Linked DNA regions of Homo sapiens: region 1 is linked to region 2. A link is a contact called in ENCODE Hi-C or POLR2A ChIA-PET data. All regions are on one chromosome and are shown on one strand. The core of a region is the stretch at or near the end of the contact, and the rest is flanking DNA. Distances in the headings are between cores, read along the strand shown. Region 1 overlaps ARHGAP18 (Rho GTPase activating protein 18). Region 2 overlaps ARHGAP18 (Rho GTPase activating protein 18).

Region 1 (5,088 bases), core at 1,595-4,094, 76 kb after region 2:
CGTCTTGAACTCCTAACCTCGTGATCCGCCTGCCTCGGCCTCCCAAAGTGCTGGGATTACAGGCGTGAGCCACCGCGCCCAGCTAGAAGTATTTCTTAACATTGTTAATACTTAACAGTGTCCTCCAAAAAAGAAAACATCCTGAGGTAGAAAACCTACATATAAATCAATAATTCAATGACTGCTTGTATATAAGCCCCATCTACTTTCTTCTCTCTCCAGATCTGAATTAGTATACAAATTCAATCTTCAGCCTCTTAAGCAAGAATAAAAATACCACATCATATACTATGATGCCATTACAAATATATTCCCATTTTATTTGAGCTATTAACTTTTTTTTGCTTGTATAAACAGAATAAATAATTCATTTCATGGCTTAAAACATAGCAACATGAAGGCAAATGCAAAATAAATAGCAAATCAAAATCCGTGAAATACTAGACAAGGGTTGTCTGATGTAGGGTAAGCACTGTGAGACAGTCCAAAGACAACACATTGCATTTCACTTTGTTTTCAAAGAACATGGTGACCAAGTTCACAGGTTAGGCAATCCATTATCCCTTCTTCTTCATTTATTGGCTTGCCTTCACCTAGCAGAAGTTTCAGGCAGCTACACAAAAAGTCTATTGTTTCCTCTCTGCTGTATCTCATCAAGTAATGTCCTTTCACTCCAGTGAAAAGCCTATACTCTTACTGAGCTCATCTTAGCTTATTAAATTTATAATTTAACAACTGTGCCAACACACTGTAATTACAGAATCATTATGTGGTTTTTACATACAATTATTTTTTAAAGGAAGGCTCACTGGAGATTCAGTTTATGAAAGCAGATATTACGTCAATCCCCTTCATACATACTGAAGAAAAGCTCCTTCACCTCCTACTACCCACCCTAACCCCCGGTTTTGGCTAAACCAAGGAAAGGACAATATTGGTGTCTGTTAAGTATGAAGACATGCCAGGGTCACAGAAGAAATAACTCCAGCTTTGGAACATAAAACAACCCACGCCTTTCTCTTTGCCAAGCCAGAATCCTGACATGACCACTTCTGAAGCCCCCTTGCCTCATTTCCCCGTGTTCTGAGGCTAGCTTCCCTCTCTGGCAGACCCCCAGAACAATACATGAGGTCTTACAGGCAAGTAGTCCTACAGATCCAAGAGGAATCAAAGCATAGCTGTCACCCACACAGGATGCAAATGGCATCTCCTCATGGACAACTGGGTGCCATTATCTGTAGATGGTTACTGAAACACAGACTTCTGACATTAGTGTTAGTCGAATTCTAAAGTTTGATCTGGTAAAAATAAACTAAAACCCTAGAGACACAAAGCAACATTCTTATGTCCCAAAGCATCATCACATAATTAGCAAACATTTATTGACTGTCCACAGCCTGCCTGGCATTAACTAGATGTTGAGATTCAGGAATAAAGAAAACAACATGTTTAATGCCTTGATGAGTTTATAGTCTAAGATGGATAGAGTAACTGGACACACAGCTGAGAATAAACAAGGGACTGAACAATAAAACACAATAAGAATTTTTTTGAGAAAACTGCACACATAATGCATTTTAATCAAGGTAAACCATATAATACATTTTAATCAAAAGACATAGCTTGATAATATTACTATATTCTATTGATTGTTCTATTTCTTTCTTTCTCGTTCTGTTTCTCCTTTCTGTTTTTACCACCATGGTTATTCACAGACTTATATACTTCAGGAAAAAAAAAGTGAGAAATGTGTTTTGTTTTTTCTTTTTTTTTTTTTGTTTTTTTTTTTGTTTTTTTTGAGACGGAGTCTCGCTGTGTCACCCAGGCTGGACTGCAGTGGCGTGATCTCGGCTCACTGCAAGCTCCACCTCCCAGGTTCACACCATTCTCCTGCCTCAGCCTCCCGAGTAGCTGGGACTACAGGCACTCGCCACCACGCCCGGCTAACTTTTTGTATTTTTAGTAGAGACCGGGTTTCACCATGTTAGCCAGGATGGTCTCGATATCCTGACCTCGTGATCTGCCCAATTCAGCCTCCCAAAGTGCTGGGATTACAGGCGTGAGCCACCACGCCCGGCCTTGTTTTTTCTTTTAATTTGAGGTGGAAGGAACCAGCACAGGGTTGTTGGTTTTTTTATCTGCCAAGTACGGGCTTTTTTTCCCGTAGAAATGAAAAACTATATCTACTTGCATTAGCTTCATTTCATTAAAACATTGATCACACGTTAATAATTTGTGATCAAATTCATTTACGTATAAACAACCAATATCAGATCCTTTCATATTTTGATTAGCAGTATGAATTACAGAGCGGAATGATAACAAGTCAGAGAAGAAAAAAGCCCTGATGAGTCAAAAATGTAATGGAAAATAGAGGTTGGAGATGGCAAAATCTTTCCTTATTTCACAATTTTCTCTGGGGCCAGCCCAATTTACCTTTCACAACAATGCAATAACAAAGCAGCAAGGTGTATCTCTGCCTTGCACAAAGTGGATATGGTGAATGAGAACACCATCAAGAATCATAAAATGATGTGGGCATACCTGGAAAGTAACGTGGAGGTGTAACCACGGCGGGGGGGAGTTCTGCTAAGAAAGGAAAGGTGAGAAAACACTTGGGAGAAAATGGCTTTTGAAAATGTGAATTGAAAAGAGAAGGAGCTCAAAGCCAAGAAACTGACACTGACAGCGCGAGATGATTGAAGTGCAGATTAGGATTGAGTTGGGGCGTTGAAAAATAAAGTACAGATCTGAAAAATCTTGGAGAGAAAAAAATAACAAAGCTTAGTAAGAGCTCCTTGAGCAGGCCTGGGGAGAGAGATGTCAGTGATGACTCAGATGTCAGGAGTGGCAAGGCAGGCCAGCTGCAGGACTGCCAGTGACAGGAGGAAGTAGGAGAGGAAATGATGCATGCGATAGCTAAGAAACACTATAAATGGCTACATATCTGTGGTTTCTCCAGCAAAAATGCATGTGCAAAACGTTCTGTATTCAGTACCCTAGTTAAAATATAACTGTGGGGAGAGCAACAGATTAACTACACAAACTGTTGCTTTAAGATAGCATGCCTAGGAATGTGCATGGGAAAAAAATACTGAGGCAAAATAAAATTCAATTGTGGTTAGCTCTAGAGTAGTATTATATTAATAATATAAGTGACTTTTGCCTCCTCTTTTGTGCTGCTATTTTTCTAAATTTTCTCTATTGAGAATGTTGTCTTGTAGGGCAAAGTTTTGAAAGTTCCTAAGTGAACATGTTAGAATGCTGTGTGTTAGTTTGTAAATTTCATGGAAACACATACACACCAGAACGCATCCACCAACATTAGGTGTCATGGAGCCTGCGGCACACAGAGGGTCCTCCAAAACAGCATTAATATATCCGTAGAAGTCCATGGGAATCATCGTAGTTGGCCATCTGGTGACTTTCACGTGTTTAGCATATAATCAGAAGTACACAGATTGACCATACTTTACCCAAATCATGAAAGCCAAGAAATTTGTCTAATAAATAAATTACTTAACCCGAAGCCTAATACTACCCCAAGGAATTTTTCAGTAAGATCTGTGAAATGCCCTCTAGAATCAGAGAAGATATCAGCACTAAGATATTTGAGTATTAAATACAGTGTTTCATGATCCTAGAAAAGTGGAATGGGTACTTCCAAAGTAAACTGGGCAAATCCAATATGCAAGGTCACTGAAATAGAGAAACGTCATTACTGCTTTCTCAGACTCCGGCGGTGGACACTGGACACAGCGTAGTAATTAACAGGACAGCCTCTGGAACCAGGCTGCCAGGGTTTCAAAGCAGCTCCACCACATTCCTAGCATGTCACCTTGAGCAAGTTTTCTTCACTTTTGGGCCTCGGTTTCCCCAACTATAAAATAGAGACCATAACTATACCTACTCTCATAGAATCATGAAATATAGGGCTGGGCACAGTGGCTCACATGTGTAATCCCAGTACTTTGGGAGACCGAGGTGGGCGGATCAATTGAGGTCAAGAGTTCAAGACCAGCCTGGCCAACATGGTAAAAACTCATCTCTACTAAAAATGCAAAAATTAGCCAGGCATGGTGGCAGGCACCTGTAATCCCAGCTACTTGGGAGGCTGAGCTAGGAGAATCACTTAAACCTGGGAGCCAGGGGTTGCAGTGAGCTGAGATCACACCACTGCACTCCACCCTGGGCCAACAGAGCAAGACTCCGTCTAAAAAAAAAAAATTGTGAAATATAAATGAGTCAATATTCAAATATAGGATATTATAAAGCACACAATACCAGGCAAATTGAAGGTACTGTATAAAGGTTATTGTTACATATTTTTCATTAAAAAGAGATGTCAAAAAAGCCCAGCCTTCTCAAAAATTCTATTCAGACTTAAATGCAACCATTAAATGTGCTGATCACGGTGATCACTTGATAGTTTTTTCCATATTCAAAAATACAAGGCAGCTTTTTTTTTTCCTCTCCCACTTCCTCTTATTTTCCCCTCTGATCTACACACAAAAATGAATTTAGTTAATACTTGAGTTCCCAGAAGTGAGAAGTCCAGATGGTTTTCTCCCTACTCAAGCCCTCCTCTAGGAAACGAAGAAGTCTTTTTGCAACAACCCTGCCTGTATGTTGGCAACAACTTTCAAAATCAAAAGCAAGTTGACCCCACTGTAAAAGAAAAATGCTTCTTCAGCCCTTACATTGCCGGGGGCGGGCGGAGGGGCAGAAAAATCAGAAAAGAAAAGGAAAAGTCTGTGCTAAAGGAAAATTAAATAAATTTGGGTTTTTGCAAAAGACCCTAACACCGAGCTCTCCCGTGATGCAGCACAGCTTCTCGGAACCCAACTCTTACTATTTCCTCGGATCCCCTCTCTGGATAAAGGTTCTTTTCCCAGCAGGGCCGTTCATTTGCATGGTAAGTACCAACATAGTGTAAAATATGAACTCCCACGCTCCCAAACCCTCCTACCATGGCTGCCCTGTGTTCCTCAGCCACTTTCTCCTTTGCACTGTCCCCTACAGGCTGGGCTGCTCATCTCCTAGTGAGCTTGCCTTCCCAGCCATTCCCATAAGACTCTCTGCACATTC
Region 2 (5,500 bases), core at 2,309-4,808:
GCTTCCTCCTACAACTACTTGAACTCATTTGAATGTAGGGGTATCTTAAGTAAATCATAAGTTTTCCAGTACCCACTGCACACTGGGCATTGATAGGGTCGTCAATGAGTAAGAAAAAGATGTTCCTCCCTATTTCTGAGTAGTTGAAGCCCTGTGTCGGGAGCACTGCTGACAAGCTGAGGACATGTTAGATCGTCAGCCCCACTTTGTCCTGGGCCATATGTCCCTGTCTCAGCCACAATCTACACACACTTACACAGTAGCCCTGGGCACACACTCTTTGAATATAACCCTTTCTGAGTTGACCTCTGTCTCAAAAGCAAATTGAAATAAAACCTAATGCTGTCTTCTGGGTTATTCATTTGACAACCAGTGAAGCAAAAGGCTTTTTTTCTGATTTAGGAAAGGGAATAACCCTTTGGAAGTTCTCCTGTAGCGGACGTAGCGTTTTACCTCCAGTAATCCCCATAAGCTGCTTCATCAAGAAAAGTTGAGTATTAATATTCATTCCATGGGCATTAAAGAACTATCACTCATGCAGTTACAATTCAAGGAGTTTTAATGAATTACAGGAAAAAAATTCCAAGATGTACCAACTAGTAAATTTGTTTTCTTAACTTGAAAGCTCTTGTCATGAGATTTCATCTTAAATAGAAAAAAATGAAGAGGGTAAAGAAGCCCTTTACCCATATAAAAAATATTTTTAAGGCAAGGGAAAAACTTAAGATAATACTTTTACTAAGTTAATTTTTTTTCCTTTTTCTAAGAGTTTATAATTAAACCTTTTACAACTACTCTATAAACTCTGCTGTTAAGGAAAATAAATCAGTGTGGCACAATCCCTGATTATAAGAGCTTCTGACAACACTTAAAGTAGATGATATTAAGTTATATAAACATTAGAGCAAATCACTTCAAAATGGTGATATAAATCAGAAACTCCGGATGAACCCTTAGAGAAATAATTAGAATTTGTTTGAGTTGGTCTATCTTTTGGCTAACAATTGTGTCAAATCACCATTATGACTCACTTCAAAATCTACCATTTCAAACTACAAACTGTCATATCTTTAGGTAGTAGTGGGTTATATTTGATAAAACTTAGGATTTTTGTTTTAAACATTTATATTTTACCTTACTGCTACCTGCTTATTAAATATAATTTGATAAATGCAAAAAAAAGAAATAAGAAGGAGAAAAAAAACAAAAAACCACCCACGTTTCCATTAACCGACGAACCTCAATCGTCTGGTTTGGAAGAAGAAATGTTACAGTGAAAATTAAAAAAAACAAAAACTTAATAACATTAGTAACATAACAACCTCATAAAGAGTTAAAGGCTTTCACCCTCTGTCCTTAAAAGTAGGCTTTTTCTTTATAGACTTTTATGACCATGTCCAAGATACACATCTTATTGTTTTGCCACAAATAATGAAAAATTACTGTGCTTACTTCTAAGGGATATTTAATGTAAATTAACCAAGCTGACCTTCAGTGTGTCCCTGTTTGCATCAGGTAGGAGGATGACAAGAAGGTTCAAAGCCTGTAGTTGCTGCTTCTTGGTTGGAAGATCTGCAGACAAATTAAATAAATCTGAACTCTTTTCTTCAGTGAACATTTTCCTTTACTTTATTTTTTCACTTTTTAAGAAAAAAGTTATTTGGCATAAACATGACTGTAAAATGTAAGACACAACGACTGAGCTGCAAGCCTTGTTGAGAGTGTGTTTGTGGGAGATCAGCAGAAGCAGCTGCTGTTAGGAGCTTCCTCTCTCTCAGAATGCTCACTTCCAACTGTGATCATATGACGTGCGGCCTTATGTTTGCAGACACACAACAGTGCTTTGGAAATAATTTTAACTTCTGCGTGATAATTATTCCCCAATGAAAAGACATAGAGGATTGGACCTTCCATGATACAGTATCAGGGTGCGTCCGTAACAGTGGTTTGTTTCTTTTAATGGCGAGTGAACAAATGCATGGTAAGAGTCCATCAGTTCCAACAGGAATATGTAAAATAGGGCCTGGAACACAATAGGTGCTTATAAATGCCTGTGGAATAAATTAGAAAACGAAGCAGCAGCTCAACAGTCTAAGAGGTGCATTATTATCATTGATGTTATCATTTTCAGCAGCCCTTACCCCATTTAAGTAATACTCATGGATATTTAGAATCATTCCAGCATTTCTTTTTCAGCAATAAATTTGGTCCTTTAATCCATATCCAGGAAATGTATGCAACGTAGCACAATTTAAACATTAAAAAATATTTCCCACAGAAGGTAATTTATTCTATTTAAAGAAGAAACATGTTAAGAAAAAAATACTTTAAACAGAAGAGATTTCAGTTCCGTCTCTCCTAGAAATTCTGAAGAAATGTCATGATACGAGATGACTCATGAAACCATCTCAATATTGTATGTGTTAAGAATAGCCTGGTACAGTTCTGGTTGAAACTGTAGCTCACCGCAATTTATTCTTTTTTTTTTTTTGAGTCAGAGTCTCACTCTGTCTCCCAGGCTGGAGTACAGTGGTGTGATTTTGGCTCACTGCAACCTCCACCTCTCAGGTTCAAGTGATTCTCTGCCTCAGCCTCCCGGATAGCAGGGATCACAGGTGCGCACCACTATGCCTGGCTAATTTTTGTATTTTTAGTAGAAATGGGATTTCACCATATTGGCCAGGTTGGTCTTGAACTCCTGACCTCAAGTGATCTGCCCGCCTCAGCCTCCCAAAGTGCTGGGAGCTCACCATAATTATTAATAGTGCCCCTTTTCATTCTTATAAGTGTCCCTGTTTAAAAGATAAAGATACAGTTACTTGAAGGCAGTGATGGCATTTTTACTTTTCTTCATGGCCTCTAGGTGTAAAATGGATAATTAGGCCAGTAGATAAACCTTATAAGATCTAGGTTCACTGGAAAAAGAATCGAGAACTATTAGAGACACTAATGTGTAGCTTGCCCAAGACGACAAAATGGCAGTACATAAGAAGCAGCTTGTGACCTTCCACCAATGAGGCAGCAAAATGCTTTGCTCCACACTTCTGCATGACAACCTCAGAATTTAATTTTTCAAGAAATGCTCAGAGACCCTACCACTTCTCCTTGTGCTTTTATGATAACTGTTCATCCACAGCTTCTCCAGTAAGTGTTGCTTTTTAACACTTGGCAAGAAAATTGTATCAGAGATCTTATGTGACTCATTCTATTATAAGAGAAACATGAAGTTTCCAGGTTTTAACACTGAAATATATTGTATTGCTTAAATGTCGTGCAATTAATCTGTACCCAAAGAGAACATTCTGTTATCTGTTTACTCAGGAATGCATATTTATAAGAAAAACAGAAAACAATGCATGGCAGCTGAGCACCCACTGACATCAGTTGAGTCAATATGTCCACCCAAATACGTCTGGTTGCGTTCTTTGTGATGCCAAATGTCATTAAAACAATTAACATAGATGGCACCAGCAGAAGGACTGCTTCAAAGAGGGATAGCACTTACTCTGGACAGCCTGAAAGGCTTTGAGATACTCCACACTGAGCAGTGGCTGGGGCAACTCCCGAATGAAGAGCTTCAGCAGGCTGGCGGCATCATGCTGTTTGACACTTTCCCAATTAAAAGTCCCTTCATAAAACTTTGCTTCTAGTTCTTGGCAAAGATTCTGATAGGCACGAAAAAAAAAAAAAAAAAAAAAAGAAGCAGCTAGAAGTGCATTTTTTTTCTTGCTGAGAGTATGACACATTTTCACTTTCAAGAGACTCTGCTCTTTAGACAAGACAAATCAGACTACCAAAAGTCAATATTTCTTTTACTCAGAAAAAAAACTACTCCTCTCCTCTAATCCAAATGTACTTTACCAACAAAAAACTGTACCTAAGGCCAAAAAACATTTTAAAATTTATACTTTTTCCTGGACATTCCACAAACTGTAAGTAATAAAGTTTTAATTAAGAGACTGGTTAAAATAATTGTTCCATTTGGGGGCTTCATCTACATATTATAAATCTTCGTTAAATTAAGAAAAAAATCATTAAAAAAGAAGTATATGTTTTAAATTTAGAAGTATATTACATAAAAAAATACATAATCAGTCTCTGGGACTAAAACAGAAGGCTACCTCTGATTAGTCACCTACGGGAAATGGAAAACCCAATTTTATAGTAAACGAGGCAAGAAAATACATCAATATACCTGTCTTTAATGCACAGCCATCCTGCTGCCAGCTGCAAAAAACAGTCTGAGTCCATGCAGAATTAGAAATATCTAGTTCACTTACCTCAGAACTCTACAAAATTTGTCAGGCAAATTATTACTAATAAATCAATTGAGTTTTGTAATTACTATTTTTTGTATACTTCTTTACTATATATAAATCCTATCACGTTAAAAACCATCACAAGTTTCTGTCACTTTCCTCTGTTACATGAAACCATTCTCCCAAAGTATGTTCTTTGTTTTCTTGTAAGGCAAATTACCACATTTTCTCTTCCTAACACAACAACCATTCTCTACCCCCAATTATTTTTGTAATTGATGAAATAGGTGAAGGGGAGTGGCAAAGACAGAAAAAGAAATAGAGAGGAGGGAAGAGGGAGTGAGAAAAGGAGGAAGAGGAAAAAAAAAAGAGGAGGGAGGAAAAGATAGAAAAAGGGAGTGGGAGATAGGGAGGGAAGGAAGAGGAGAGAGAGGGGGCATGGAGGGAAAGAATGAGGGGGGAAAGAATGAGCAGGGAAAGAATGAGGGAGGAAAGGACAACAGAGGAAGATCCAGAGAAGAGAGGCAGAAAAAATGGAGGGAGAGGGAGAGAGAATAGTACAGAGAAATTTGGTGGGGCCAGGGGGAAAAGAGACAACCAACATTTTTGCATATTATCTTTTAAATTATTTATAATGGACCAGCTGCTGCATAATTTGGCATATGACAACAGGCTGGGTTGAAGAGTTGAGCCAGCTGAATCCACTTAATTGGCCTTCTTAGAAATTACACTTAGTTAAACTTGTCCTTCTGCCAGCCTTCTCGTTGCAAAGTAAAATCTGCATTATATTCACTATTCTGTACTGAAGTAAATGTATTTTTGCCTCCTGTGAGCTGGCCATTGCAGTCTGCTAGTGAGGGCCCGAGTGCTTTGAACTCGGTGAATTGAGGACTATCTTGCCAATGTGGGTAATATGAAGTTATGTTTGTTACCTGTTTCTGAGGAATTATATCTTTGTTAGTGAATGTACTTAAAAGAACTCGTCTCAGAATCACACAATGTCCACTAGTGGCAAACGTGCTATAGGTGTTACATGAAGTGAGACAATGACAAGCTATGAAACTTACAAACACCACAGTTTCAGGGAGCTCTAAGTACCAGACACCAAACCCAGGGGACACAAGTGGAAAATTATGATCAGAATATATCAGGTTACTCGAATCCTATTAAAATGAGATCACTATGTAGTAAGAGCCAAGGAGGCCGAAACTGGTGTCCTAAATCAAGGCAACTTATCAAAA

Evidence for each region. A loop is a pair of places that touch in the nucleus more often than their neighbours do. ChIA-PET counts read pairs that join two places held with the same protein, here RNA polymerase II (POLR2A). Pooled maps may share reads with other maps.
Region 1: a loop to region 2 is called in a map with no recorded cell type, with 5 times the contacts of the local background. The contact joins two enhancer-like sites. A Hi-C loop is called at or near these places in 9 of 168 maps with a recorded cell type or tissue (CD4-positive, alpha-beta memory T cell, CD8-positive, alpha-beta T cell, GM12878 and 5 more), 26 of 37 single-sample maps with no recorded cell type and 16 of 50 pooled maps. POLR2A ChIA-PET finds 5 or more read pairs at or near these places in 7 of 52 experiments (A673, AG04450, BJ and 4 more).

What each region holds. Positions count from the first base shown.
Region 1 is chr6:129,681,292-129,686,379 of GRCh38, forward strand. All of the region lies in intron 1 of ARHGAP18 (Rho GTPase activating protein 18), which reads right to left. Among named protein-coding and RNA genes, the nearest start is that of ARHGAP18, 26 kb to the right of the region's middle. RefSeq lists an enhancer at 2,753-3,047. Within about 2 kb of position 2,845, at least 35 of the 41 ENCODE cell types and tissues checked have a DNase peak (open chromatin) inside an H3K27ac peak, as active enhancers do.
Region 2 is chr6:129,604,388-129,609,887 of GRCh38, forward strand. ARHGAP18 (Rho GTPase activating protein 18) reads right to left here. Exons shown (of 15, transcript NM_033515.3): 9 at 3,506-3,665; 10 at 1,490-1,572. Among named protein-coding and RNA genes, the nearest start is that of ARHGAP18, 100 kb to the right of the region's middle. Within about 2 kb of position 3,559, at least 2 of the 41 ENCODE cell types and tissues checked have a DNase peak (open chromatin) inside an H3K27ac peak, as active enhancers do.